3 separate regions of the Homo sapiens genome follow, and regions 1 and 3 are each linked to region 2. Evidence: chromatin loops called from intact Hi-C (ENCODE). Cell type or tissue: PC-3. All regions are shown on one strand. Each heading gives the region's core, and the rest is flanking DNA. Links, peaks and the distances in the headings are about the cores only.

Evidence for each region. Peaks named below come from ENCODE experiments on the same cell type or tissue, not always from the same donor. Only the 100,000 strongest peaks of a DNase experiment are listed, where the experiment ranks them.
Region 1: a loop joins it to region 2, with 16 times the contacts of the local background. A loop is called at or near these places in 5 of 110 quality-filtered maps.
Region 3: it touches region 2 in a loop (15-fold over the local background); 35 of 110 quality-filtered maps call a loop at or near these places.

What each region holds. Positions count from the first base shown.
Region 1 is chr13:95,975,585-95,986,816 of GRCh38, forward strand. UGGT2 (UDP-glucose glycoprotein glucosyltransferase 2) reads right to left here. Exons shown (of 39, transcript NM_020121.4): 9 at 10,749-10,848; 10 at 8,220-8,280. Among named protein-coding and RNA genes, the nearest start is that of UGGT2, 72 kb to the right of the region's middle. In PC-3, for the core only: CTCF peaks have their summits at 5,095 (motif pointing left) and 5,295; no DNase peak of the experiment used is centred there.
Region 2 is chr13:95,829,283-95,840,514 of GRCh38, forward strand. UGGT2 (UDP-glucose glycoprotein glucosyltransferase 2) reads right to left here. Exons shown (of 39, transcript NM_020121.4): 37 at 7,804-7,920; 38 at 3,645-3,771. Among named protein-coding and RNA genes, the nearest start is that of DNAJC3, 160 kb to the left of the region's middle. In PC-3, for the core only: a CTCF peak has its summit at 5,090 (motif pointing left); no DNase peak of the experiment used is centred there; H3K27ac peaks cover 483 bases.
Region 3 is chr13:95,183,659-95,193,225 of GRCh38, forward strand. ABCC4 (ATP binding cassette subfamily C member 4 (PEL blood group)) reads right to left here. Exons shown (of 31, transcript NM_005845.5): 10 at 4,795-4,884; 11 at 3,043-3,234. Among named protein-coding and RNA genes, the nearest start is that of SNORD13G, 22 kb to the right of the region's middle. In PC-3, for the core only: CTCF peaks have their summits at 5,885 (motif pointing right) and 8,269 (motif pointing right); a DNase peak (open chromatin) is centred at 5,883.

The sequences.
Region 1 (11,232 bases), core at 1,667-9,666, 150 kb after region 2:
AATGAAGAAATATAAGCTCATTTTTCCTTAAAGAAGAGGGAACCCATTTATTCTAATATGTCTCTTTAATAACCAATGGAGCTGAGCTATTACCTGAAGCTAAAGAAATTCCAATTGATTGGATCTCAGAAGACTGGTTGAGATTTACAATGTTAAAATGGTTTATAAACATGTTTGGGTGTTCCTAAGGTGAAATGATACACACTCTGAAATTTAAATTTTTCTTAAAAATTTTATTTTTAATTTTCACGGGTACATAATAGTTGTACACATTTATGGAGATCTTGTGATATTTTGATAGAAGCATATAATGTGTAATGATCAAAGCAGGGTAATTGGGATATCCATCATCTCAAATATTTACCATTTCTTAATGTAGGGGACATTCCAAATCCACTCTTCCAGTTAAAGTATACAATAAATTAATGTTAAGCATAATCACCCTATTATGCTAATGAATAGATCTTATTCCTGACTGTATTTTTGCACCCATTAACCAACCCCTCCTCATTTTCCCCAGCCTCCAATAACCATCGTTCTACTCTCTACCTCCATGAGATCAGTGTTTTTAGCTCTCACATATGAGTAATAACTTGTAGTATGTCTTTCTGTGTATGGCTTATTTCACTTAACATAATGTCCTCTATTGTTGCTAAAGATGACAGGATTTCTTTTTTATGACTAAATAATATTCCATTGTGTCTATGTACCAAATTTCCTTTATCCACCCATCCATTAATGGACACCTAGCTTGAATCCATATTTTAGCTATTGTGAATAGTGTTTTAATAAACATGGCAGTGCAGATATCTCTTTGATATACTAATTTCCTTACTTTTGGGTATATATCCAGCAGTGGGATTCCTGGATCATATGGTAATTCTATTTTTCATTTTTTTTGTGAACCTCTATACTACTGTTTTCCATTGTGGCTTTACTAATGTACATTCCCACCAACAGTGCACAAGGGTTCCCCTTTCTCTGTATCCTTCCCAGAATCTGTTATTTTTTTTGTTTTAGAAAAAAGCCATTTTCCATACTGTCCAAAGTAATTTATGGATTCAATGCTATTCCCATCAAGCTACCATCAACTTTCTTCACAGAATTAGAAAAAACTACTTTAAATTTCATATGGAACCAGAAAAGAGCCCGTATAGCCAAGACAATCCAAAGCAAAAACAACATAGCTGGAGGCATCACGCTGACTTCAAACTATACTACAAGGCTACAGTAACTAAAACCGCATGGTACTGGTACCAAAACAGATACATAGATCAAAGGAAGAAAACAGAGGTCTCAGAAACAACACCACACATCTACAACCATCTGATCTTCGACAAACCTGACAAAAACAAGCAATGAGGAAAGGATTCCCTATTTAATAAATGGTGCTAGGAAAACTGGCTAGCCATATGCAGAAAACAGAAACTGGACCCCTTCCTTACACCTTATACAAAAACTAACTCAAGATAGATTAAAGACTTACATGTAAAACCTAAAACCATAAAAATCCTAGAAGAAAACTTAGGCAATATCATTCAGGACACAGGCATGGGCAAAGACTTCATGACTAAAATACCAAAAAGCAATTCCAACAAAAGCCAAAATTGACTAATGGGATCTAATCAAACTACAGAGCTTCTGCACAGCAAAAGAAACTATCATCAGAGTGAACAGGCAACCTACAGAATGGGAGAAAGTCTTTGCAATCTACCCATCTGACAAAGGTCTAATATCCAGAATCTACAAGGAACTTAAACAAATTTACAAGAAAAAACAAACAACTCCATCAGAAAGTGGGCGAAGGATATGAACAGACACTTCTCAAAAGAGGACATCTATGCAGCCAACAAACATAAGAAAAAAAGTTCATTATCACTAGAGAAATGCAAATCAAAACCACAATGAGATACCATCTCATGCCAGTTAGAATGGTGATCATTAAAAAGTCAGGAAACAACAGATGCTGGAGAGGATGTGGAGAAACAGGAATGCTTTTACACTATTGATGGGAATTTAAATTAGTTAAACCATTGTAGAAGACAGTGTCGATTCCTCAAGAATCTAGAACCAGAAATACCATTTGACCCAGCAGTCCCATTAGTGGGTATATACCCAAAGGATTATAAATCATTCTACCATAAAGACAAATGCACACGTATGTTTATTGCAGCATTATTTACAACAGCAAAGACTTGGAACCAACCCAAATGCTCATCAATGATAGACTGGATAAAGAAAATGTGGCACATGTACACCATGGAATACTATGCAGTCATAGAAAAGAATGAGTTCATGTCCTTTGCAGGGACATGGATGAAGCTAGAAGCCATCATTCTCAGCAAACTAACATAGGAACAGAAAGTGAAACACTGCATGTTCTCACTCATAAGTGGGAGATGAACAATGAGAACACATGGACACATGTGGCCTGCCAGGGGGTAGGGGGCAAGGGGAGAGAGAGCATTAGGACAAATACCTAAAGTATGCAGGGCTCAAAACCTAGATGATGGGTTGATAGGGGCAGCAAACCACCATGGCACAAGTGTACCTACGTAACAAACCCGCATGTTCTGCATATGTATCCCAGAACTTAAAGTAAAATTAAAATTAAAAAAAGAGCAAACTTACAAAAAAGAAAAAAGTCATTTTAACACGTGAGACACTATCTCATTGTGGTTTTGATTTGCATTTCCCTGACGATTAGTGATGGTGAGCATCACTGTTGGCCATCTGTATGCCTTCTTTTGAGAAATGCCTATTCAAATTTTTTGCCTATTTTAAAATTAGATTATTCATTGTTTTGCTGTTGTTTGAGCTCCTTATATATTCTGGTTATCAATCCCTTGACTGTTGAATAATCTGAAAATACTCTGTCCCATTCTGTAGATTTTCTCTTCACTTTGTTGACTGCTTCCTTCTCTGTACAGAACATTTTTATCTTGATATGATCCCATTTGTCCAAATTGCTTTGGTTGCCTGTGCTTTTCAGTTCTTACTCAAGAAATTTTTGCATAGACCAATGTCCTAAAGCATTTCCCCAATGTTTTCTTCTAGCAGTTTCACAGTTTCAGGTCTCACATTTAAGTCTTTAACCCCTATTGATTTGATTTTCGTATATGGTGAGAGATGGGGGTCTAGTTTCATTCTTTACGATTAAAATTTGAAGTCAAATCAGATATAAATCTTAATAGAAATGTTGTCATTTTCAGAATAAGGAATAAGACAAGATAAGACTTAAAAAGTATGATTTACAGATGTAGTTTTGAGAGATGATGTTCTAATATAGGTAATGTCTCCAGAACTCTGTATAATTCTCACACAAAGTAGTTAGAAATAATTAGAAGCAACATCAACTTTTATTTGGGTAAGGTGCAATCCTTTATTTGAATATCTGCATTTTAGTTAATTCAAGTATCTGCATTTGGTTCATTAAGCAATTATGTAATTGAAATTATTTGTTCCACTCTGCTGAATCATAAAAAGTTACCTGACCACCTGATCATATCCTCATTTTATTTTGAAGCAAATAAAAAATGTCATGGACTATAACAATTCTTGCAATAAACAACAAAGACGTATGTTGGGTTGACAATTTAAAATCACCAAAAGCAGATTCTGGCCACTCACAGCAAATTAACAACAATTATGAACTTCCAAAGGAAATTTGCTGTACTTTGGAGTTAAAGCAGTTGTCTCCTAAATAAAACCAAACTCAAATTCAGTTATACAACTTGAGCATAGTCATAGTTTTTGAATAATCTTTGCTTGAGTCCCAAGTCAAAAACTATATAAAAAGCTACACTAGAAGAATTATGCCAATCCTGGCACCCTTCACCCGTTTCATCCCTGGCTCTTATAGGCAAAATTTTCTCCCAAAGTTTCTTCTCCATCCTCTAGTATTTCTTCATGCAAAAACTAGAATAGGTAAATATATATTCTCATTTCCCCTGGTCTCTTACGCAAAAAAAAAAAAAATACAGACTTGCTTACAGAATGCCCTGCCAACTTTTTGAAATCTTTCTTTCTCAGTTTAATTCTGATCTGTATTCTTCTTATTATGAGTAAGGAAAGATTGTTATTATGTATTTAAAGACCTTAAATTAAAAAGGACAGCAGAGTTAGCAGACAGCCCAGAGTGGGAGAAAATCTTCACAATCTACACATCCGAAAAAGGACTAATATCCAGAATCTACACAGAACTCAAATCAGCAAGAAAAAAAAATCCCATCAAAAAGTGGGCTAAGAACATGAATTAGACAATTCTCAAAAGAAGATATACAAGTGGGCAACAAGCATATGGAAAAATGCTCAACATCACTAAGTATCAGAGAAATGCAAATCAAAACCACAATGCAATACCACCTCACTCCTACAAGAATGGGTATAATTTAAAAAACCAAAAAGTAACAGATGTTGGCACGGATGTGGTGAAAAGGGAACACTTTTACAATGTTGGTGGGAATGTAAACTAGTACAATCACTATGGAAAACAATGTGGAGATTCGTAAAAGCAGATCTACCATTTGATCTAGCAATCCCACTACTAGGTAACTGCCCAGAGGGGTGGGGGGGAAGTCATTATATGAAAAAGATACTTGCATATGCATGTTTATAGCAGAACAATATGCAATTGCAAAAATATGGAATCAGCCCAAATACCCTATACATACCACGGAATACTACTCAGCCATAAAAAGGAATGAAATGGCATTTGTGCAACCTGGATGGAATCGAAGACTATCATTCTAACTGAAGTAACTCAGGAATGGAAAACCAAACATCATATGTTCTCACTCATATGTGGGAGCTAAGCTTTGAGGATGCAAAGACATAAGAATGATACATTGGACTTTGGGGACTCGGGGGAAAGGGCGGGGGGTGGCAAGAGATCAAAGACTACACATTGGGTACCAGGTACACTGTTCAGGTGATGGGTGCACCAAAATCTCAGAAATCACCACTAAATAACTTATTGATGTAACTAAACACCATCTGTTCCCAAAAAACCTACTGAAATTAAAACAAACAACTGATCAAAGTAGATGGTTTGGGTTTGGCTTGGTTTTTAACTAAAGCCTTTGCGCCCTCTAGTGGGAAGATGGAGCAGCCCAGCATCCACAGTGTGTGCTCTTCAGAGCTGGATGTCGCTTTGGAATCAAGATTCTTGGGAGGCCAAGGCGGGGCAGATTACCTGAGGTCAGGAGTTCGTGACCAGCCTGGCCAACATGGCGAAACCCTGTCTCTACTAAAAATACAAAAATTAGCCGGGTGTGGTGGCGTGTACCTGTAATCCCAGCTACCCAAGGAGGCTGAGGCAGGAGAATTGCTGGAACCCGGGAGGCAGAGGCTGCAGTGAGCCAAGATCATGCCACTGCACTCCAGCCTGGGTGACAGAGCAAGACTCCATCTCAAAGATTCTTCCTGTTTCCTTTTATATTTGTGGGCAGGATGTTTCTTTTATTTATGTATTTATTTTAAACTAAATGTTTCTTATCTCCTCTACTCGAAGGTCATATCCTCTTTATCTCCTTAAGTAAAGCCAGGAGCTCTGCAGTACCCCCAAGTGAGAAAAATTATGCTTAAGACACTTTTGTTGGCCGGGCGCGGTGGCTCACGCCTGTAATCCCAGCACTTTGGGAGGCAGAGGCGGGCGGATCATGAGGTCAGGAGATCGAGACCATCCTGGCTAACGCGGTGAAACCCCGCCTCTACTAAAAATACAAAAAATTAGCCGGGCGTGGTGGCGCGCGCCTGTGGTCCCGGCTACTCGGGAGGCTGAGGCAGGAGAATGGCGTGAACCCGGGAGGCGGAGCTTGCAGTGAGCCGAGGTCGCGCCACTGCACTCCAGCCTGGGCGACAGAGCGAGACTCCGTCTCAAAAAAAAAAAAAAAAAAAAAAAAAGACACTTTTGTTTTAGTTTAGTCCCAGACCCAGAGGAAAATCCTTCAAATTTCTTAAGTAAATCCTTAAAAAGTGTAATTTACACCAGAGCAATTGACCTGGTGTAAATAAACTGCAGCATGAGAAGAAGAAGAAAAAAAGACCATTATTACTTCTTTTTTCGGTGAACATTTTGTTTACATGTTTTGCAGGAAATGTACTTTTCGGTTTGTATGGATGAGATGCTGTAACAGAAACACATTTCCAGGGCTTTCTCGTGTCCAATCCGTGTGCAATGCAATTGCAATGAATAGTCCAAGATTTTCTTACCTTCTCATCACAACCACCCTCTTCCCCAAGGTTGGAACTTCAGTTTCTTTAATTACTTCTCCCACATCTCATGAGCTAGTGGGTAACATGGACTGCTAGTCCAAATACCCATTTAGCCTAGATTAGTTACATGAAAGACATTATCATCCTTGTCTTTCTCTTTTCAGTGTTCTCTGGAAGTAGTAGGTGATCAAGAAGACTATCTGCAGTGTCATGATTATTTAGTTTACTAAATTCAAGATTTCTTGCTCTGCAGTCAAAGCTCATTTCAAAACTCTTTCACTGCCAATTCCAAATGGCTGACAGGTAGATAAGGTGATGGCCATAGTGGCCCTGAGTAAGCTGGCATACTCAGGTTGCCAGCATGGTTCTGATATAGCAGTTAGGAAGAAATTATTTAGGCAGATAGTGAGTCCTCGGTAAGGTTTTCCTTTTAATGAAAAGCCGCCCCCAAATCATTTTATTTTCTAACAAAGAACAGCCTGTAAAATCGAGCTGCAGACACAGGCAAGCAAGCTAGAAGCTTGCATAGGTAAATGCTGGCATTGTGCCAGTAGGAACAGGTTACCTGGGACCAGGCATGTTCAAAACGGCAGCTCCATCTTCCCTTCTTTCCAGTCCACATGTACAGTAAGAAGCAGATAACATGGCAGCAGCCAAGTGGAAAGCCCATATGCATAATAGGGTGGAGTGGTCAGCCTTCCCCATGCATTATGTAAAACATCATACCTGCTCCAACCAATTTGTGGGCCCTATGTAAATCAGACACCGCCTCCTCAAGCCTATTTGTAAAATCCAGTGCACTCTGTAGGCAGCCCGAATTCCCATTCAGGTGCCCCTCTCTCTCATAAGAGAGAGAGAGCTGTTCTCCTTTCTCTTTCTTTTGCGTATTAAGCCTCCACTCCCAAACCCACTCCTTTGTGTGTCATAAGAAAACAATCCATTCTGCATGAAGAATGGTAAGAACAATTAGGAACATCATAGAATGGACCAATACCACAAATCCGTTTTGAAGGATACACAGGAATTTGTAAGGTGGTCAATGAGGCAAAGAATGTCCCAGGTAGGAATGATGTGTTGTGGTTCCTAACACCTGTTCTCCAATGAACTATGCATCTTTTTCTTCATTACCATCATTGTAGTTGTCATCAAAACAGCTGACATTTGTTGACAGCTCACTCTGTCTCAGTATGATGGGCACTGCTGGCTGGCTAAGTTAGCACCATACCCAGGCCACTTCTCCTTTGCTTCGTTATTAGAAAAGTAAACACTAGCTTTTCTAGCTTCCCGCGCAGCCTAAGGTGGCCACATGGCAAAATCCTCACCAATGAGATAGAAACCAGTCTGCTAAAATGTTCCAAGAAGGCTTTAGTGAGGATAAATGTGGTTGGTACCATCCACCCTGCCTCTTTTGGCTTTAAATACAGGTAAGAAGTGAGAAAAATGAACTCCTAGTGTTTAGGGCCCTGTGAGTCTGGTATGATACTACTTAAAGCCAAACCGGTCCTATGTAATAAAGCCAGGCAGTGGTGTAAGCACTTTACAAATATTAACACAACTAGAATTATTTGGGGTCTATGGATAATTTAAGATACCATTTGGCAGAATCTTATCAAACCACTGATAAATTGTATTCTATCTGCTATAGGATTCTACCGTTCCAGTGGTCTAACACTGACTCAGTCTTCACAAGCTTTTAAGCAAAACTAATTACAAGAAACAGAATAATTAACTCACAGCCTTTATTCTTTATCCTATGAAGAAAACCATACTACCTCGGAAGAAATTCTGGAATATACTGTGAAATAAGTAGAAGGTATGTCAGAAAAGATTGGCTGATTAAATGCTCATATAGTCCACAGTATAAAAATAGAAGAACCCAGACTGTTTTAATAATCAAAAAAGCACAAATTACTATTTCCTTTTTTGTATGAATATTGAAGATCCAAAGTCAGAAACAGTGATATTAGTTGGGTAAATGTTTTAAAAAAGGAATTCAAACAAACCTTTTGATTTTCCTTTATTTCTTCTCTCATATGTTGATTTACAGCAATTCTGGTTAGAGATCTGGAAAAATGAATACTAATATAATTGATCCTTCCTTAAATGTTTAGAACTGATCTATATAACCCAATGTAATCTAATACTTTGGATAAGAAGCTAAAAACTCCAAATCCTTTGTGACTGAAAAGTATACATTTCCATATGGCCTAATTTAGCTTTCATTTGACAAAAGTATTTGGTTCAAGTGGAATGGAGGTTCTCAAAATTTCATGTGTACTAGCTGTATGCAGTATGGATTGTCATCATTTACTATGACTTATTTTTTGAAAACACTTCATTGAAAAAGCTGTTTTGCGTTATTTTGCCCAATAGAGAAATTTTGTATGAAATTACCAATGTATAAGTACATGAATATACGTACATGAAGAATTTTTTAGTTAACCTGGGAACCTACCAGAGTAGAAATGTTCTAAAAAACTGAAATCATGGCTTTACATCACTCACTCTTTCAATTTTTTCAATTTGTTTATTAAAAACATTTTTTTAGAGACAGAGTCTCACTCTTCTACCCAGCAGGACTGCAGTGGCATGATCACAACTCACTGTAGTCTCGGGTTCCTGGGCTCAAGTGATTCTCCTGCCTCAGCCTCTCAATTAGATAGGACTACAGGTACACACCACCACATCCAGCTAATTTTTCAATTTTCTTCTAGAGATGGAGTCTTCCTATGTTGCCCGGGTTGGTCTAAAACTCCTGGCCTCAAGTGACCCTCCTACTGCCACCTCCCAAAGTGCTGAAATTATAGGTGCGAGCCATTGCACCCAGCCTATTCACTCTTGAAGAGTTTATAATTCACTTATAATTTAAAGACAGCAGAAGTGTTCAAAATACAGTTCCTATGGACTGTATTCAACTTGATAATTCCTAAACATGACTAGCTTTTACAAATTTTATAAATAGAATTAAAAAATTAAAAGATTGTTAATGCAAAGTTCTGCTTTAAGGAAAACTCAAGTAGAAAGGTGTACCTTGAAACAGCCCACAATAAGTATATATTATTTCCTAAAGTTTGGCAGCATTGTGAGAAATTACAATTAAAAATTTAATAAGGCAAATTTTTCATTTATTTAGCAAATATTTCATTTCAACAAACATTTACAGATTGTCTACCAAGTGGTTTTAGAGATATGCTCAAGCCTACAATTTAGCCATTAAGCAATGTTAGCATATTTTATAATTTTTTCTTAATTACAGATTAACAGCAGAGTTTTGCATCAGAACCTCTGAACAGTTATACTGACTTAGCATCAATAGAGCTAATCAACTGTCTGATCAAGACTAAAGTTATTTTACTTTATTTGTATTTGATCTAATAATTTTTATAACGGCCATTAATTAAAATATTATGGCTAAACAGATATGACATTTATACACACCCATATATATTTCATGTTTTATTATATAAATGACGACTTCTCAAATTCTTGACATTTAAAGTTGACTGAAAGAGGCATATCAATATATTCATTCTTAATCTGTAAATAAGGAAACAAACTCCTTTATTTCAAGGTACCACCAAAAAATCCTTGGTATCTTGTAGCCAACCATGTACTATTTATTTACTTTCAAAATTAAAGAATACATATATTGAAGATTCTGTAATCTGTATGATGAATAAATGTACAAAATAGTGTTTGGGACAATAAGAGGCATAGCAATCATTCTATGCTTAGGAAGGTATGCTAAGCTAGTAGACTGCTCTCCAATTCCTCTCAGTAAAACACCATTGTTGCCCATGCACTGCGACTTGTCACATATTTTATCTCTTTAGTATAAGCTAACTCATATTTTACTTGTTGCTAATTTTATACTCTGTCATCCCTAACCAGAATACAATTGCATCAAAGTTGTGTTATATAGCAAATTCTCATAATACGTGGTAACTTGCATTGCATGCACCGGTCTCTTTAAGCTATGCAAATGTATTTCCTATTGAAATGGAATATATGTTTAATGTAACATCAGTATTCATGGAAGCAGTTCAACGAGACATCCTCTTGGCAAAAAAGTACTCCACACAATATTCATCCAATTAAGACATTACCAATCATTTGGACTCTGAAAGGGTAAGAATATGATTTGGCAGTACTTTGGGCATAGACCTCCTACTTAGAGTAATACTTTTTATCATCCTCCATAAGGGAAAGAAAAAACACTCCTTCATTATTTATTGCTTAAACAAGTTTTTCCTTAGATTACTATGCATGATTTTAGAAAATTTTTTAGGACTTTTTTTCCTATTTGCCTCTAACAAGAGTTCTACCTTACAGTGCATACACACATGTATGCACAAGCCAATATTTTGCTCTAATCAAAAAATATATATATATTGAAAAGGCCCTGATTTCACAAAAGCTATATATACTAGAACTAATTGACACCTTCATGTTAAATGAAATCAGCTATTTTCATAAAACTCATTTAATAGAAAGAGTTATAGCTGCAATGAAACCTATAAACTTTAACATACCTGGCTTTTATGGGGAAGTTCTGTGAAATGTCTTTCATTAATTTAATGGAATCATAAACTGGAGCGGACATTATTTGAGAAGCTGCTTGAAAACTAAGATCTGGAAGGAAAAATATTATTAAGGAATCTAGCATAATATTAGACCTTTATAGACATTTCCATGAAATTGAAATACTTGACTCAATTCTTCTTGCCAAGTATTAGTATACAAACATGTTAATACTGTTACATCTGCATTTTTAAAAAGTTTTAAATGTAAAGTTATCACTTATTTCCAAATATAAGCTTTATACTTTTATGAATGACTATTTAATACCTCTTGTTTCCACAAATTACAGTATAATTTCGAGAGAGATATATGAAAAGAAATGCTCTCGCAAAGCTTTTTCTATACTTAAATGAAACATATGACAAAAAGTCAAAAGAATAATGAAGAGGAGTAAAAAGAGCTTTAAAGAGCCAATTCTGAAAAGACCTCTAAGAA
Region 2 (11,232 bases), core at 2,014-10,013:
CACTCCTATTCAACATAGTGTTGGAAGTTCTGGCCAGGGCAATCAGGCAGGAGAAAGAAATAAAGGGTATTCAATTAGGAAAAGAGGAAGTCAAATTGTCCCTGTTTGCAGATGACATGATTGTATATTTAGAAAACCCCATCGTCTCAACCCCAAATCTCCTTAAGCTGATAAGCAACTTCAGCAAAGTCTCTGGATACAAAATCAATGTGCAGAAATCACAAGCATTCCTATACACCATTAACAGACAAAGAGAGAGCCAAATCATGAGTGAACTCCCATTCAGAATTGCTACAAAGAGAATAAAGTACCTAGGAATCCAACTTACAAAGGATGTGAAGGACCTCTTCAAAGAGAACTACAAACCACTGCTCAAAGGAATAAAAGAGGACACAAACAAATGGAAGAACATTCCATGCTCATGGACAGGAAGAATCAGTATTGTGAAAATGGCCACACTGCCCAAGGTAATTCATAGATTCAGTGGAAAAAACTACTTTAAAGTTCATATGGAACCAAAAAACAGCCTGCATTGCCAAGACAATCCTAAGCCAAATGAACAAAGCTGGAGGCATCATGCTACCTGACTTTAAACTACACTACAAGGCTACAGTAACCAAAACAGCATGGTACTGGTACCAAAACAGAGGTATAGACCAATGGAACAGAACAGAGCCCTCAGAAATAATACCACACATCTACAACCATCTGATCTTTGACAAACCTGACAAAAACAAGAAATGGGGAAAGGATTCCTTATTTAATAAATGGTGCTGGGAAAACTGGCTAGTCATATGTAGAAAGCTGAAACTGGATCCCTTCCTTACATCTTATAGAAAAATTAATTCAAGATGGATTAAAGACTTAAATGTTAGACCTAAAACCATAAAAACTGTAGAAGAAAACCTAGGCAATACCATTGAGGACACAGGCATGGGCAAGGACTTCATGACTAAAACACCAAAAGCAATGGCAACAAAAGCAAGAATTGAGAAATGGGAACTAACTAAACTAAAGCGCTTCTGCACAGCAAAAGAAACTATCGTCAGAGTGAGCAGGCAACCTACAGAATGGGAGAAAATTTTTGCAATCTACCCATCTGACAAAGGGCTAATATCCAGAATCTACAATGAACTTAAACAAATTTACAAGAAAAAATCAAACAACCCCATCAAAAAGTGGGTGAAGGATATGAAGACACTTCACAAAAAACGATATTTATGCAGCCAACAGACACATGAAAAGATGCTCATCATCACTGGTCATTAGAGAAATGCAAATCAAAACCACAATGAGATACTGTCTCACACCAGTTAGAATGGCAATCATTAAAAAGTCAGGAAACAACAGATGCTGGAGAGGATGTGGAGAAATAGGAACACTTTTACAGTATGGTAAGGCTGTAAACTAGTTCAACCATTGTGGAAGTCAGTGTGGCGATTCCTCAAGGATCTAAAACTAGAAATACCATTTGACCCAGCCATCCCATTACTGGGTATATACCCAAAGGATTATAAATCATGCTGCTATAAAGACACATGCACACATATGTTTATTGCGGCACTATTCACAATAGCAAAGACTTGGAACCAACCCAAATGTCCAAAAATGATAGACTGGATTAAGAAAATGTGGCACATATACACCACGGAATACTATGCAGCCTTAAAAAAGGATGAGTTCATGTCCTTTGTAGGGACATGGATGAAGCTGGAAACCATCATTCTCATCAAACTATCACAAGGACAGAAAACCAAACACCGCCTGTCCTCACTCATAGGTGGGAAATGAACAATGAGAACACCTGGACACAGGGTGGGGAACACCATACACTGGGGCTTGTTGTGGGGTGGGGGTAGGGGGTGGGATAGCATTAGGTGACATATCCAATGTAAATGACGAGTTAGTGGGTGCAGCACACCAACATGGCACATGTATACATATGTAACAAACCTGCACATTGTGCACATATACCCTAGAACTTAAAGTATAATAATAATAAAAAAAAATCTCTTTTGTAAAACTTCTCTCCCTTACTTATATACATATCTATACACAAACACATACATACAGACCTATGATTTTTCTTTAATGGAAACGAGATCAATTATAAATATTGCTCTATAACCTATTTTTTAACTTAAAATATGCTGCCAGCACAAATACATTTACCTTGTTTGTCTTGAAAGGCTACACTGTATTTCATTGTTTGTATCAATGTTTATGTAACCAATTGTCTATTGATGGACAGATTATTTCTATTTCATTGTTAAAAATAATGCTATAATAAACACCAATATAGACATCATTTTTCTTTTTTTAAGTTTGTTGAAGTGAATTGCTGGGTGAAAGGGTATACAAATTTTAAGTTTTTATACATATAAAATTTCCTTAACTTATACAGCTACTATACGTTTACTTGTATAAAAATGCTAACTTTCCAACATTCTCACCAATGCTCATTATTATTAACTGTTACCTCTTTCCCAATTTGATAAAAGAAATACTTATATATAAGAAAAAGATGTTTTTTGTTGAGGTAATTTTCCTTTCTTCCTTCTTCCTGCTTTCTTTCCTTCTCTCCCTCCTCCCTTTGTCATCCTACTTCTCTCCCTTTAAAAAAAGTCATATCATACCACTTACAGAATATTTTCTTATGAATTGAAATAGTATCTTTATCTATACTAAATTATTATACATACATGGGTGTGTATAATGAACTTTTTGAACACACCAAGAAAACTTTTTTTTTTTAAAGGAAAACTTTTTTTTTTTTTTAAAGTCAAGATGAAACAATTTCACGTTTATATGAGACAGTTTATACATAATCATTTCGGCTTCCCTAAACAGTAAAGCTGAGGAAAATGAGAACTGTATTCTGAACCACTGGGAAGAATTATTGAGAGTATTAGCCAATATAATCTAGTGAAAGTCTCTAACACACTGACCCGAACACAATAGGAGTTCAGGGGGTTTTTTAAGAAAGAGTGAAGAATAGGGAGACACAGGCAGCACTGACAGGGAAAGAGAATTACAGGACAATCAAGAAGTTTGTATCAGCTTTAAAAAATAAATTCAGCACATTTGTTGAACACTTATGTAGGGCAATGAAATGCCAAGGTAGCCACAGTTTTTTTCATAAAAGGAATTGAAGCAAATCTAATCCAAGTCATTCTCCAGCCCATGATTAAACATACTAGAACCACAAACACGTGGGGAAACCTCTGTTATATATGAGATTAATTTTGGAGATAGGAAATGATATTTTTAGTTAGCTATGTAAAGCTTTTATTAATTTTTAGGACTTGCTCAAATTTTCACATTTAGGAAATTCAGTGCAATCTTAAAGACAAACACTCCTTTTACTTTTATTTTTCACCTCTATGTTGTGTCAGGAGACTAATGTTACACTATCTATCCATATAGAGTTATGAGCTGAAGCTGTATCCATGGGGAAACAGATTATCTATGTTTTAAACTTGTAAGCTTAGTCTACACAAAAATACACCTTTAAATTATGCCACAGACTTTCTTAAAGAAATTCTTAATCATTTTATAAATTCACTAAGAAATGAGTCTGTAGTCTATTCTAATCTCATTAATGCAACGCATGTTTCAGACATCACAACACGTTGATGACTTACTTGTATCTTGCTTCTTGTTTTCAAGATGATCTAATAGTTGTCTTATCTCAGCATCATACTCCACCCATTCTGGGACAATTCTGGCAGCAGCTTTTAGTTTGGATTCTTTTGTTTTGGGATTATTGCACTAAAAGTTTAAGTAAATTTTGTTAATGAAAGACCATGCTCCTGGAAACATAAGGACAATGCTGTGTCACTAGGGCAAACAAAATACATTTTATAAAAAGCAGAGTCCTACTAAGTACTGGAAGTTTAATACACACAGGATCAGGTGAAATGATATATCACAACTTATGTATGTAATAATTGCTTAATACAAATACCTCAATCAGAAATTTAAATAAAAATTGTTGAAAGACATTCTGATGACTCATAAGTCTGTCAAAAAAAAATTATGTAAAACTTTTTGACAAAAGATCTAATTACATTACCACTATGTAGAAGAACATAGCAGACTAGTGTGCTTTGTAGGCACAGTAGAAAAACATGGAAATGGCATCTCGGTTCTCAGGGTTCCAACTCCATATTTACTAGTAGTAGGATGTGTATGTATCACATAATTATGTGTGTGTGTAGGGTGTGTAGCTTAATTTATTCAACTGCAAAAGAAATTAAAATAGGAAAATCTCTAAGGTTCCATCAATACACAATCAGTTTAAACTATTGAGTACTACTATAGAGTTTCTTGGGAAATTAAAGTTAAAAGCAAAAATTATAGAAGGTTGATAAGAGTCTGACACACTATGTATCTGAAGGTACAGCTGAAAGGATCTGCTGATATATTGGACGTGAGCTGTAAGTAAAGAGAGGCATCAAAGAAAGACAAAGCCACCAGTACCTTTGGCTTGAGCAATATAAAAAATGGATTTGCCATTTACTGAGACAGAAGACAATGGGAGCAGTATAAACTTCATCAAGTAATAAAGGAAGCCCATTCACTATTTACAAAGAATTAAGGCAGGAAGCAACTTGAAGCTCACTTCTGGTGACATTTTCTCCACTTGCTTTCCTCTTATTTCTTAGGGGAAAGCTATTAGTCATGAGCCGTGAGCCTGTTGTCTTAACCCTTTCCTCACCAAATATTTTCAGTTGATTCATTATGGATTTCTTTTCCATAGTGACATATTCCTGAGGTAAGTGGACAACACAATTTTCCTTGCAGAAATTAACTTTATAGGCAATGTCTTCTATATAGTGAAGATAATGGGACTAATTCTTTTTTTAATTCTGTCATACTATTAAAAAAATAAAAATATTATGTTTTGTTTAGCTATTTGTACTACATTGGGTTTGTGTGTGTGTGTGTGTGTATGTGTGTGCTCATGCATACACTCTATAAGCTTTATTAGTGTTTCTTAACTGGGTAATCATGCCCCTCGGGGAGCTTTGGCAAAGTCTGGAGAAAATGTGTGATGGCCGGGGAGTGGTGGGGTGCTACTGCCATCTAGTGGACAGAGGCCAGAAATGCTGCTGAATACCCAACAATGCACAGGAAAACCCCTGTAACAAAGAATTCTCCACTCCTCAATGCCAATAGTACTGAGGCTGAAAAACTCTGAGATGGAAAGTTGAGAGAGTATAATGACATTCATAAACATTTTCATTCCCACCTTCAATATTATTAGTCATGCTCTTTTCTTCTGTTAGGCCATTTCCTTGGGAATTTTCTGCATTCTCTTTTCTCCTCCATGAAGAATAGCATGTTCTCTCATTCTACTCTTAGTGTTTCTATGAGGGAGACGGGCTGAACACCAAAATTTGTGCCACTTCTCCTTTTCCTGGGTATTGGTATTGCTATTGCTAGGAAGTAGCTGTCCATCCAGGAATGCCATTTCTCAGCTCCTGTTACATCTAGATATGGCCACGTGACCAACTCCCACCAAGGGGCCATGCCTTTAGGATTCAAGATATATGTTCTCCACACTTTTTTTCCCCTTCCCTCCAGATTGGTACTATCCAATACAAATGCAATGAAAACCATACACATAATTTGTGGGTTTTTTCACTAGAAAAATACTAAATTTTTCTAGTAGCCATGTATAAAAATGTAAGAGGAATAGGTGAAATAAATTTTAATACTATATTTTATTCAACCCAATATATCCAAAATACTAAGTCAACATGTAATCAATACAAAAATTAGTAATGAGATATATGTTATTTTCATTGTATTGAGTATTCAAAATCTGGTGTGTACTTTATACCTTACAGCACATCTCAATTCAGAATAGCAACATGTTAAGGGCTCAACAGCCACATAAGGCAAGTGGCTACTGCACTGGAAGAAGCAGTTACAGGTGGACAAAAAGTACTCCCTGAGACATGGCACACAGGAGGGCTACTCAATGACGGAGATATCCACTTAGGTCTGCTGCTGGAATGAGTATGAAGCCACTGAATTTTGGGGGTTTGTTATGGTAGCTCATGTTAGTCTAAGTACTAAAGATCCCAAAATGACCTACACCACTACTGTATGAGCCACAACAGAACCCTAACAACATATTAGTAGTTGTGTTCAATAATGTTCTTGGCCTCTCTTTATGAAATTCCCTTGCTTACCTCTTAAAAATGCCTTTTTATTTGTTTCTGCTATATTCTACCAACTATGATTACATTCTAACATGCTGGCATGCTATTTTTAAAATATGTATTTCTATACATGTCTGAAAAAGTTCCTATATTTTGTTTTCCTGCTCTTTTTTGTTCAAAATTGTGTGAATTCTAACATTTTAATAGCTTATTCGTCAGTGAAGATCTTGTAAACAATTTTCTACACTTAGCACATTAAAAACAATATACTAGGAAAAAAACTTATTATACCTACTAAAGACAAGGTAGTAGTGGAATATAAAATCTAAATGGACAACAAATAAATTACTTTGAAATATTTTATGTTTAGGAGAGTTAAACTGCACAGCATAAACTGCTTTAAATGAAAATCTAGGAAAAATAATCTCTTAAAAATAAGTAAGAAAAAAGCATGTATGATATATTTTAAGTAGACAAAATTGTCTTGTTTGCCTTTATTTGGGGGAAAATATTGGCAGGATAACTAAACTGAAGACATGTCAAGATGATAGCTAATCCACAAACATTTTCAGCTAGCTCTCAGCCCTTTTTTTTTGTTTGTTTGTTTTTTTGAAATGGAGTTTTGCTCTTGTCTCCAGGCTGGAGTGTAGTGGCGCCATCTCCGCTCTCTGCAACCTCTGCCTCCCAGGTTCAAGCAATTCTCCTGCCTCAGCCTCCTGAGTAGCTGGGACTACAGGCATGTGCCACCACGCCCAGCTAATTTTTTGTAATTTTAGTAGAGATGGGGTTTCATCATGTTAGCAACGCTGGTCTCGAAGTCCTGACCTGAGGTGATCCACCTGCCTCGGCCTCTTAAAGTGCAGGGATTACAGGCGTAAGCCACCGTGCCCAGCCCTCTAAGCCTTTTTTTCAAAAGTCCTTTTGCAGAAAAGAGTTAATACAGAAAGCCTGAAATTGCTATTCTTAGAAAGACCTGCTTGTAAGTTTGGCTCCTCGCTGGCATCTGGGAACACAGGGTTCAGGATGGTTCTCACCATTCCTTTATAAGAGTAACTCACTGTGTCTAAATTATCTGTGCAAAGGTGTTTATGCTAAACACTTGCTTTCCTCCTGAGTGCTGGAAATTTAGGTGTGTCTCAGGCAGACAGTGCTATATGGTCACCAGCCCCCAGTAAAACCCCTGGACACTGGGGTTTCTAATAAATGTCCTTAGTAGGTAATACTTCACACTGGTTGTGGAATCTCTTATTGCTTGAGGAATGAAGCTTGTCCCGTGTGATATCACAGAGAAAGGACTCTTGGAATCTTGCACCTGATTTTCTCTTTGCCCCATGTGCCTTTTCCCTTTGCTGACTTTGCTTTATATCCTTTCACTGTGATAAATCAAGCCATGAATATGATTATATTTTGCATCTCATGAATCTCCTTAGTGAATCATCAAACCTCAGGGTGGTCTTGGGGGCCCCCAAAATAACCCTATACTTGCCAACCTAAGTAAATGTGTAATAGACTGAACAGCAGAAGAAGCGAAGTAATACGTATGCCACTCCCTTTGTAAAACAGAAAGAAAATATTTCTATTTAAACATTTCTGTATCTGCTTACATACAAATGAAAACAAAGACACTCACCAGATCAATTGTTTTGGCTCTTTGTTTGGATTCATCATCACACCAGGTTTCACACCACAGCCAGTCTTGAGGAAGAGACTTAATGGCGACTTGGTAAATCATATTATTGGGGAGATCCTACAGAAAATTGTGATTTAATCATAGACGTATGAAATTTAGAGTCAGAAGGAAAGAAGCTGAATGAAGTAAGACATCAGTTAGACTGTAAACAGATCATAAAACATATGCAAATCTGAGATTTCTCTACACTTTAAAGCTTAAAATACCTAAGGTGATCCAATCATCTTGTGTCATGAATGAATCCATGCACTGGAATATACCTACATCTCTCCTAGACTCTACCCCTGGGAACAAGGATGAAGAAGGAGGCATAGAAACCTACCATTCAATAGTCCCCACAATGGACAGCCTCACTACCTCTATCTGCCTCTATTGCTCACATTATGCCTGCAATTACTGTTCATATTGGTCACCACAATGCTCTCTGGATTCTGAGGTGAATTTTCATCTCCCCATTGGAAACAATGATCCATGAATATTTTCCCATTTCTGCATGCTCAGAGCTCTCTAAGTAAAGATTGCTGGCATCTGGGTTAATGGATGTTTGACTGGCAAACTAGCCTAGTAAGTTAGAGACCTTTGGAGAGAATCAGACAAATCTTCCCCAGAGATATTTGTTTATATTCCAGGGGTGGAGTCCTTCCCTTCCTTTCCCTATAGAAGATCTGCTTATATTCAAGAGCAAAGGCATGTTCCTCTCTCTCCAAGAGTATGAAGGGTACTTGTGCTGGTTGTCCTACATAAGCTCCAAGATTCACAATTTTAAGGTTCTTCTCTCAACATCCCTATTAAACATCACACTGAAAGTCCTAGCAAATGCAATAAGACAAGAAAAGGAAAATGTATATAGATTGGGAAGGGAAAAAAACCTGTCACTGTTTGTGATAACAGGATTGTTTATGCAGAAAATCCCAAGAATCAAGGGAAAAAACTTCTGGAACTGATAAGCAATTTTAGCAATGTTACAAGATAAAAAGTTAATATACAAAAGTCAACTGCTTTTCTATATACCAGCAATGAACAAACATAATTTGAAATTTAAGAAAACACACCATTTACATTAGCACCGAAAAAGAGAAATACTTAAACATAAATCTAATAAAATATGTTCCTCAACAAAATGAAAACTACAAAATTCTGAGGAAAGAAATCAAAGAACACTGAAATACATGAAGAGATATTCTATGTTCACACATAGGAAGACTCCATAGTCAAGATAACAGTTCTTCCCAGATTTATCTATAGACTTAACACAATCCCAATCAAAGGCTTAGCAAGTTATTTTGTGGAGATTGGCCAACTGATTCTAAAGTTTAGGGAAAAAGGAAAAGATCCAGAATATCCAACACAATATTGAAGAATAAAGTCAGAGGGCTGACACTACCACACTTGAAGTCTTACTATAAAGTTACAGTAATCAAAACAGTGTGGTATTGGAAAAATAAGAGACAAATACATCAATGGAACACAATAAAGAGCCCAGAAATAGAAAATTACCCATACTTTCTGCTCATTTTTTTTGTAAACCTAAGACTGCTCTAAAAAAATAAAGTCCGTTAATCAAAGAAAGAAAAACCTTAACTGTCCCTTCTGACACCCTTAGTTCCTTGGAATCCCTTCCTTAAATAACCTGGCCTACCATATTATCTAAGCTACTAACTCAAATGGTTATATACTAGACCAAGTCTTCTATACTTTCAATTTCATGGTGCCACTCTCTGACCACCTCTTGATTTTTGGCTCACTCCACTGAGTACTCAGATATCAATATCCTTTGACCCCTTGGAACCTCCAATCAACTGATTTTACCACTATTTCACTGTCCCTCATTCCTTGATGTATTCACCCCTATATAGTTATTCTTCTGAATATACTCTCAACTGTCTTATTCTTCTCTCACTTAGTTGTACTTTCTTGACAAAGTCATAGTCCTGATTAAATCTCAATCTCTGTAACTGTTCTCATGGAACTCAACATGGCTGAGTTCCATGAGTACAGGACACACACACACACTACCCCCCATGCCGACTGTTTTTTCATTTTAACCTCCTGAATATAAATCTTAGGGGAACTTTAATTCTGTCAATTATATATATGGGTCTACTCTGTTGTCACTTAGCTGATCTTTAGCTGATTATTTCACACACTGTCCTCATATCCTTCCCTAACCTCCATGTACCTAATAATCTACTTTCTGTCTCTACGAATTTGTTTAGTCTGGACATATCACATAAGTAAAATTATACATTATCAGGTTTTTGTGTCTGGCTTCTGTCAGCACAATGTTGTCAAGGTCCATCTATGCTGTGACATATTTCAGTACTTCAATCCTTTTTACAGCCAAATAATATTCCACTATATGAATTTACAACATTTGGCTTATTCATTTGTCAACTGATGGGCATTTGGGTTGTTTCCATTTTCCAGCTGTTATAAACAATGCTTCTATAAACATTTGTACAAATTTTTGTTTGGACACATGTTTTCAACTCTCTTGGGTATATATCTAGGAGTGGAACTGCTGGGTCATATGTTAACTCTGTTAAACATTTTCATGACCTGTCAAACTGTTTTTGAACTTGGTACACTATTCTACATTCCAAATAGGAGCGTATCATGGTTCCATTTTCTCCATATCCTTGTCCACTCTTGTTATTGTCAATCTTTTTTATTGTAGCTATCATAGCGAGTATGAAGTGGTATCTCATTGTGGTTTTGATTTGCTATTCCTAATGACAATGGCATTGAGCATCTTTTCATGTGTTTATTGGACATTTGTGTATCACAGAAGATATATCAATGGCTAGTAAACACATACAATGTCTATTTACATAGACATATTTCGTATTTAAATGTCTATTTAAATAAACATATTAAAATCTCCAAATAAACACATTTAAATCTCTGCTTAAAGACTTAAATGTACAATGTAAAACCATAAAAACCCTAGAAGAAAACCTAGGCAATACCATTCAGGACACAGGCATGGGCAAAGACTTCATGACTAAAATACCAAAAGCAACAGAAACAAAAGCCAAAATTGACAAATGGGATCTATTTAAACTAAAGAGCTTCTGCACAACAAAATAAACTATCATCAGAGTGAACAGGCAACCTACAGAATGGGAGAAAATTTTTGCAATCTATCCATCTGACAAAGGGCTAATATCCAGAATCTACAAGGAACTTAAACAAATTTACAAGAAAAAAAACAACCCCATCAAAAAGTGGGCGAAGAATATGAACAGACGCTTCTCAAAAGAAGACACTTATGCGACCAACAAACATACGAAATAAAGTTCATCATCACTGATTATTAGAGAAATGCAAATCAAAACCACAATGAGTGGTTTTGATACCATCTCATGC
Region 3 (9,567 bases), core at 1,568-9,567, 650 kb before region 2:
TCCCAGCATTTTGGGAAGCAAAAGCAGGTGGATCACTTGAGGTCAAGAGTTCAAGACCAGCTGGTCAACACAGCAAAACCCCATCTCTACTAAAAGTACAAAAAAATTAGCCAGGCATGGTGGCGCACACCTGTGACCCCAGTTACTCAGGAGGCTGAGGCAGGAGAATCACTGGAGCCTGGGAGGCGGAGGTTGCAATGAGGCGAGATTACACCATTAGACTCCAGCCTGGGTGACAGAGCGAGACTCCATCTCAAAAAAAACCCAAAGTGACAGCGAGCAAATGACAAAGCTGGGCCAGACTCCTGCTCTGTTCGACTTCTCCACCACCGGAGGCCCACCGTCCTACCGAGGATGGAACCATGCACAGGGGGCCAGCAGTCCATGCTTACACACATCCAGGAAGGAACCAAGAAGTCGCCATGCAGCCCAGCCCTGAGGGGACCCCATTGCCACTGGAGTCTGCCTGCCACGCAGAAGCCCGCAGGTGCCTGGGACACTATCCGAGTTACTGGGCCAGTCCTCAAAGGTGGCTACGGAAGAGGCTGAATGGCAGCCACTGTCCTAACCCCCACTTTCCCCCAGAGACTTTCTGATGTGGGAAGGAGCAAGGCAGAGCTGGGTGACCTGGGACCTGGAGTCTCATGTGGGTATCAGAAGCTGAACAGGTAAAAAGGGAAGGCTTGAAAAACATTTTGTCCCACATTCTACCTTTTTATCAATCACCTAATTGTTAAAATAGTTTTCTACCTTATAAACACCCCCAACTGAGAGGTGCCTGGCAGAGGGGAAAATGGAATCTGGAGCTAGGCAGGTATGGCTTTGAACTTGAACTGCAAATGTTCAAGTGAGTCATTTTATCTCTCCAACCCTCCACTTTACCAGCCAGAAGCAACATTCAACTCTTGAAACCACAGTCTTGAACAAATCATTCTTAAATTCTAGAGTTTACTAGTAGGTTATCTCCAAACTGACAGATTAGTAGGTAAAGAGCAACAAAGCCTTCCCAAGAAAGCCCTGTGTTGGTCCCAAGGACCTCACTTCTAACCTGTCATAGAGAAATGATGGAAGAAAAGAGCTGAAAGACAAGGCCCAGGTTGCCAAGTGCCACCCTTCCATTGAAAAATGGCGTACCATCTTTCCTATCTCCGGGGCCTGGTCCATCAGCAGTTTCTTGGTTATCAACTGTAACTACCAGTGGGGGAAAACTAGCAAAATTTGCCATCTGTTTCTCAACTCCCTAAAACATGATACACTCCACTCACTGCAACACACTGAAATCACCTTGTATATTCTCCTACTTTGACCCTATATTTCTGCAAAATTTCTCTAAAATGGATCTTCAGGGAAGCAGGGGACAGTGGGGGGACACCAGAGCAGGACAAGCTGAAGTATAGTAATTATTTTAGGGAAATGTTAGCAATTCTGTACAAACTTTGAATAAAATGAAAATTTTACTTTAAAAAAGCGAGGCTAGCAATATCAGAAAAATAAACAAAATGAGGATAGCAATAGCAAAGGCACTGGGAAATCATGGCAAAAGATTAAAACTTTACACAGCTTTGTGTGTGCATATGTGTGAGCGTGTGAGACAGAGAAAAAAAAATAAGACCTGGTAGGATCTGAATAACTAGGAGCTTGCCTTAGCGCATCTTTTCCTATATAGTGTATACTATTCAATAAAAATCTAGCTCATTACTGCTAACTTAATGTCATTTCCGAAAATGCATCATCTCTCATTAACAATAGTCCAGGATGAAGAAACAGCCCATTAAACAAGCAATGATTTCTCTATCCAAATCGCCAGCAAATACTACTCACCTGATTGACAGACTCTGATATTCCAGCCATTGTTCAAGCAAAATTACTCATTCCTCACAAACCTGGCTGGAAGCCTTCTGCATCACACCTGTGACAGTCTGTGGCGGCCTTTTCCAGACAGCATAAAAGAACAGTAGGATGTCCAGGCCACACTGCACAGGGCCTGGGGAGAGCCCTTTAATGCCATTATTCACTGATTTTTATGGCCCAAAGAAGGTAACATAGTATTTATCAGTATTTACCATTTTTTCTATCTTCTAGAACTTATAGCCCTCTATTAAGTATGCTCAGTTTTCATCAACTATCCACCAGGTTTATGAAAACCTCAGTGTACAATCAAACACTTCATCTTTTCTGAAAACAATCACTCTCTTGGTGAAATGATACACAATGAAAAATAAATTTTAAAACAGTTTCCTTTAAATAATAAATTGCACTGTAAATTTATCCATGTAACCAAAAACCACCCGTACCCCAAAATCTACTGAAACAAATTTTCTTTTTTAAAGGGAGTGGAGAAGGAAACCTGTGGTTTGAGAGGGACCCAAGCAGGAAACATCAGCCAAGTGCACGGTGCAGACATCTTCCGGAGTCTGACGCAAACCAATGGGTAATGAGATACTAAAGCACTGTAATCTCTGCCTAGCCGGTTGATGATAGCAAGAAATTCTGGTGATTTTTTTTCTTGAGTGAGATGTAATTTTTTTTCAAAAGTGTTCTTATCTTCTAGAGATAAGTAATAAGGTATTACAGATAAAATACAATTACAGATAAAATACAATTGAGGCCAAGGGTATGCATCAGAAGAATCTGGGTTGGGGGTGGAGCTAGCAGAGGGCCAGGGGAGAGACGGAGTTGAATTGGCTACAAGTTGATCGCACTTGAACTTGAGCAATGGGTACAGGCAGGTTCAAGACACCCTTCTCTCCACTTTTGCAAATTTTTATAATTGTCCATTTTGAAAAAAAGAAAAGTTAAAAGTAAATAAAACTTCACAAAACCAACCAAACCCCCGAAATTCACCCTGTAAACATCATTTTCGCATCAGACGTAAAAGGACAGAGCGTGTGTGTGTTTATTTACTGGGAGGACCGCCTTAAAGTATTAAATAACATTCAAAGGTCTTTAAAAATTAAAAAAAAGTTAATAAACCTTGTTGTTCAAGTGAACACTAGTATTACTGGACATTCGAGTACATGAAATCCAAAAGTCATCACTCACCTTTTTCAGAGCACAAGCCTTTATGACTTTTTCATATCGTTCCTTTTCGTATTTCTTCCCAAATAAAATATTACTCCTCAGAGTTCCCGAGAACACCCAGGGCTGCTGAGACACATAGGCAATTCTTCCATGCACGCTGACCAGCCCGTGACTTGGGGCCAATTCCCCGAGCACGGCACTTAACAGTGATGACTGAAACAGATTGTAAAAAAGCACATGTTCAGTCAACACTCGAGACAAGAATAAGCCACTGCAATGCAGCCTTGCCCAGCCCTGGGAGCTTGAAAAACACCATTCATTCATTTAAAAGAGCACAGGAAGTTGTGATTAAAAATTGGAAATAACATAATGGTCCACATAAACTAGTAGTTTATAAGGAATATTAACAAAATAGAGTGTAACAATCTACTCTGCCCTAATGAGTTTCCCTAAATGAGTTTCATGCCCCTAAATGAAATGGTACACGGAACAAAGATCAACTAAGAATGTTTACAGCAACAGAGTAGCCAAGCATGACATATATAGTTCATATATCCAATACTGAATGCATTGTTCCTGCATGCGGGTATCTTTTTTGACAAAGAACTAATCCTAGAAATGCTGTATGTAAATAACATATCCTGGCCAGGTGCAGTGGCTCACGCCTGTAATCCCAGCACTTTGGGAGGCCGAGGCGGGTGGATGACTTGAGGCCAGGAGTTCGAGACCAGCCTGGCCAACATGGTGAAACCCCATCTCTACTAAAACTACAAACATTAGCCGGGCATGGTGGCACGCCTGTAATCCCAGCTACTTGGGAGGCTGAGGCATGAGAATCACTTGAACCTAGGGAAATGGAGGTTGCAGTGACTCTAGATCACGCCACTGCACTCCAGCCTGGGTGACAGAGCGAGACCATGTCTCAAAAACTAAATATACATACATACGTGAATAAATGAATGAATAAATAAAAATAAATAATAAATCCTGTGCACTAGGAAGGACTTTTATTTTTAAATACCCAAGAATCGTGTCTCTGAAGAGCAAACTTCAATTGTTAAACCACCCTATTTGTTATACACCTACAACTAGATTTATTGCGTTGCTTTAGAATATATGAGACTAAGTCTGTACGCACGTTTCCTTCACATCTTCTACAATGCACAGACATGACGTGTCTGTGCCCCCCACTATCAGAGCACTTACGACACTGAACTGAAATCACCTGTTTGTATATCTGTCTCACCCCAGATACCAGAAACTTCTGGAGGGCAGTGGCGTCTGGGTCTTGATTACAGGTGTATCTTTTACTCCTAACACAGGACTATACACCTGGCTACAGGTTTATTAAATGTGTGTTCATGTGACTTGGAGAAGTCATATCAAAACATGTTTAAAGCTTTTCAGACAAGCCTTCATAACCTCCAGATGTCTTGTAGCATCTAGGGTCCCCTCTGACAAAAAGAAGTTCCCACTTTCTTAGTCAATCCATCCTGCATAGTGGTCACATAAATAATTTCTTTCATGGAGATGTCCAACTTCTAGGAGTTCCCAATTGCTCAACTTGAAGAACCAAGGGAAACATGATATGCATTGTCCACATTTATTTGGTCATGTGACCCTTCTTGCAAAACGAATGTTCCATGCACTGAGAAATGCCGTGCCAAGTGTACCCAGTTCAAAATTGTGTTACACGTAGCCTTGGGCTCAAACCCACGAAGTTAATATGATAAGTGGGGTTGCAACAAGCTGCCAAAAGCCATTCTAACTCACCTTCCCTGCTCCCACGGGGCCGACCACAGCTAACAATTCGCCAGGTCTGACAGTAAAGGAAAGGCCTTGTAGAGTTGGGGTCTCTGATGCCTACAAATTAAAGTTTATAAAATGTGCCCATTTCAATAAAGTCACACAAATCACTTCAAAAAGAGAAGAAAACAATACAACAGTCATTGATACATGAACATAACCCAAATCTTTCTCCTTCCTATTTTAAGATATTGTATCCTAGAGTCCTTTTCATACAATCATATTTTTTTGGTGGGGTTTTACACAGTTTGGAGTCTTCAGTACTTAAGGAAGGCCCATTCCCTTTTACCAGATTTTCATGTGAACACAGCTCCAGACTTCCACAAAATTTAGATAGTAAAAATGACAAGACAAGCTTCTTGAAATGAAAACTCATGCTAACTTACTAAAACAATATATATATATTTTTTACTTTAAGTTCTAGGATACATGCGCAGAACGTGCAGGTTTGTTACATAGGTATACATGTGCCATGGTGGTTTGCTGCACCTGTCAACCTGTCATCTAGGTTTTAAGCCCTGCATGCATTATGTATTTGTCCTAATGCTCTCCCTCCCCTTGCCCCCCACCCACCGACAAGCCCCGTATGTGTAATGTTCCCCTCCCTGTGTCCATGTGTTCTCATTTAAAACAATATTCTTTTTTTTTTTTTTTTTTTTTTTTTTTGAGACGGAGTCTCGTTCTGTCGCCCAGGCGGGAGTGCTGTGGCGCGATCTCCGCTCACTGCAAGCTCCGCCTTCCGGGTTCACGCCATTCTCCTGCCTCAGCCTCCCGAGTAGCTGGGACTACAGGCGCCTGCCACTGCGCCCAGCTAATTTTTTGTATTTTTAGTAGAGACGGGGTTTCACCGTGGTCTCGATCTCCTGACCTCGTGATCCGCCCGCCTCGGCCTCCCAAAGTGCTGGGATTACAGGCGTGAGCCACCGCGCCCGGCAATATTCTTAATATAATATTCAGTATGGGAGCTTTTCAACCATTTGTAAATTTTCATTCTGTCCCTTGGTTTTAATATTCTATTTCATTAACCTCCACAAGGTGGCAGCATGAGTACATGGCATGCCCAGTCCTTGGCTAATGGATGACTTGAAATCTCCACTAATCTTTCCATTTTCACTTGATAAAGCATGAACCTCAGTTATGCCCAGCCAGCCAGAAGGCACTTTATACTATAAAGTCACTCTTGGCAAATGAACTTCTACAAATGGTGGTCAACCCTGTAACCAAGAGCTCTAATTTAACAATAACCAAAAACTGAAGAATAATGAAATTAAGTGTATGTTCATAGGTCAAAGTGAAAGTCTCAGTGTTACACCTGCAGCTTGTGTTACCCATCCTGGGAAAATAGGGACAGCATAGTAGTTCTACTATAAACACTGAGGTACCCACCACAGCATTCAATCCAGCACAAAGGGAGGAAGGGATGAAGTACTCATTAGGGTATCAGAAATAATGTTCCTAAACAATCTATAAATTCTATGATAAAAAGATTCAGGAGTATATGCATGTTTTTACATATACTAAATGTTAACAAAATTATCAATCACTGCTAATGTTAAAAAAAAAAAAGTTGTTTTAGGCAGGGTACGGACTGGTTCATGCCTGTAATCCCAACATTTTGGGAGATGGAGGTGGGAGGATCACTTGAGCCTAGGAGTTCAAGACAAGCTGGGGCAACATAGTGAGAAACCATCTCTTAAAGAAAAAAAAATCAGCCAGGCATGGTGTGTGCCATAGTCCCAGCTACTCAGGAGGATGAGGCAGGAGGATCCCTTGAGCACCGGAGGCTGAGGTTGCAGTGAGCCAAGATTGCACCACTGCACTCTAACCCGGGTGACACAGTAAGACCTTGTCTCAAAAAAATGTTATTTTGCAGTTTATTATTTAGGAGACCAAATCAAATTCATTACTTTTACAAAGAGCTTCTAAATATTTTCAATTGAGAGGATTAAGTGTGTATCAGGGAGAAGGGATAGTTTACCAGAGCATGATAGGGATAGTTTACCAGAGCATGATAAACCAAAATGAGGAGGTTTCCTCTTCTCATACAAGGACAATCAGTACTTTGAATTATCTATCTTTTAAAAAAGCAAAAGTCAGTTGGTACAAATAAAGAGAGGAATGGTTTTAAATTCAGAGTATAGAACCTCAACCGTAAAAACTGCCAACTCTAAGAACTTTTGTCCAAACCCAGACATCAACACTAGTAGACAAAAATTGATACTGTTAAGTAAAGTAAAAACAGCTACAATTTGGGAGGAATCCTAAAGGGGTTTAAGCAGCACATTTATAATCTTCGTCTGAATTTCTCGTGGATAGATTGGAGAGACTTGACCATGCATGTCTGGTGGGTAGGCATTTAGCAAATTTATTCAAGTCCCAAATCCTTTCGGAAGTGGCTATTCTTCTGCACGACACACTTTGGTAAATGCTCATCCATATCATAGAAAAATGATCAAGAATGAATCAAAGGCAATGCAGCCTCCTCAACTCTAGAAAAGGATTCTTCAAAATGAATCTGGCGTCCCTGAAGGGTGGAACACCCCTGGGATGATGGAAGAGGGAAGCACGCATGGAGTCAACCAACCCAAAACCTAAAGACACTGAGCTGGCGCAGCCCACAGTTACTCATCAACCCCTCTCCACATCTCAAGCGGGCATGTGCAATTAGTAAAATGCCCAAAAGACAGAAAGCACGGTGGGGGAATAAGAGATCAAGATAACCTTCAAAATGAAAAATTTACCTGGAAACGACTTAATGGTCACATATCCGAATAATCACAAATATTTCTATAAATGGTCAAATGCTAAAATATGTGTGTATGAAAACTGACCCCTTATGTGTCCCATACCACATCATAGGATGGCCGCAGACCAAAACGATCATGATCCCTTTTAAGCACAAAGAAATTAGCCCCAGATTTCATAGGAATTATATAACAACCACCCAGAATAGGTTTCTTTACTCCTTCATACATGCCTAACAACTATTTCTTTTTTAAAAAAGTAATACATTACCTAAACACTTGGAAAAATAACGTTAAACAAAATGTGACATATTTACACGATTTTAAGTGCAAACTTGTCACAAATTCACAAAGTCTTGCTTGACTTCGCCTTACTATATAAGGTGTTCCTCCTCTAAAATGTAACGGGTCTACTCTGTATTCCTGATTAAGTAACATCTGTCTCTTAAGACAACTGAAACCTACTTATTTCTGTGATTACAAAAGGATGAAAAAACACAACCGGTCAACCTGTCCCTTTCCCCTCCTTTGCAGTGTGTCTCTTTCCTAACAACTACTTCTGATTTTACTTCTTTTTATTCAGTTTTGGCTGCAAAAGAGTGAGCCACATGCAAAACCCAGCTTCCCATCAAGGCCCTGGTTCTTAGAGCAGGTTTCTGCCCCGCCGGGAGGCCTGGGACCCAGCACTGGTGGGCTGCAGCCAGAAGGGGGCAGCACTCGACAGCTCAGAAGGCTAGGCCCATTCCCTCTGGGACCTCCCCAGGCTCCAAGACACACTAAGGCAGGCAGACTGAGCCCCCACTCTGTGGGCCCTGGGGCCAGAGCAGTGAAGAAAGCAGAAGCAAATCCCTTCCCCATGGAGAGTCACAGGCTCTCACGGGGCCACAGACTTTACAGCTTCAGCCCAAGCCCCTGTTTTATAAATGAGACCTAGGCTGGTGAGAAGACCTTCCCTCCAATACCTGCTGGTCTATCCAGCAGGACTGCTGCTGGGGTCTCTGTCTTTCTCCGAAATCCCAGCCCAGCACACCCTTCTTTCCTCTGCAGCTTCTCTCCAGAAGCCCGTGTCTGTGCCCCTCCTCCCACCCCAGCACCCTCTCAGCCGCAGGACCTCCCTAATAATCCCTGCCAGTGTGAGGCAAAATCACCCCAAGACAAGGCCAGAAAACAGGATGGAGTGTTCTGTTTACAATGCAGCTGTCAATGTTATCTAGGAACCGAAAAACAACAAAACAGACCATTTTACAATATCGCAGGGTTTGGTACAAAAGAAATTTGCAAATGGGACCTACACAGTGTGTGGTAGCTACCTCAGTGCCTTCCTCTAGCTCAACAGCATTCACCTAGAGTGCTTTTTTCTAGTGGGATGTTCACAGAGCTGTCTGTCAATGCTTGAAGTGTATTAGAGCTGGGCACGGTGGCTCATGCCTGCAATCCCAGCACTTTGGGAGGCCAAGGCGGGCAGATCACTTGAGGCCAGAAATTCAAGACCAGCCTGGCCAACATGGGAGAAACCCTGTCTCTACTAAAAATACAAAAATTAGCCAGGCATGGTGGGGCGTGCCTGTAATCCTAGCTACTCACGAGGTTGAGGCAGGAGAATCACTTGACCCTGGGAGACAGAGGTTACAGTGAGCCGAAATCACAGCACTGCACTCCAGCCTAGGCAAAAGAGCAAGACTCTGTCTCCAAAACAAATAAATAAATAAATAAAGTGTATGAGGGTGGGAATGCCAGCAGATAAAGAGAAACTGTCACCTTGTGTGAGTTTCCATGTGCACAAGATGCGATGATGTTCTAAATATCTGGGAACACATTATTGTTTTGTTGGTAGAGATGGCAGAAATTACATCAGAATTAGGCAAACATGAAACAGGGAGTGCAATACTTAGAGCCAAGGGCATGTAGAGAAAGGAAGAGTCTGGAGTCTAGAGAGTTTTGACATTTGTCCCACAGGGGAGGACGGAGGCAGTGGGGCTGGGCAGGAGTGCTGCTC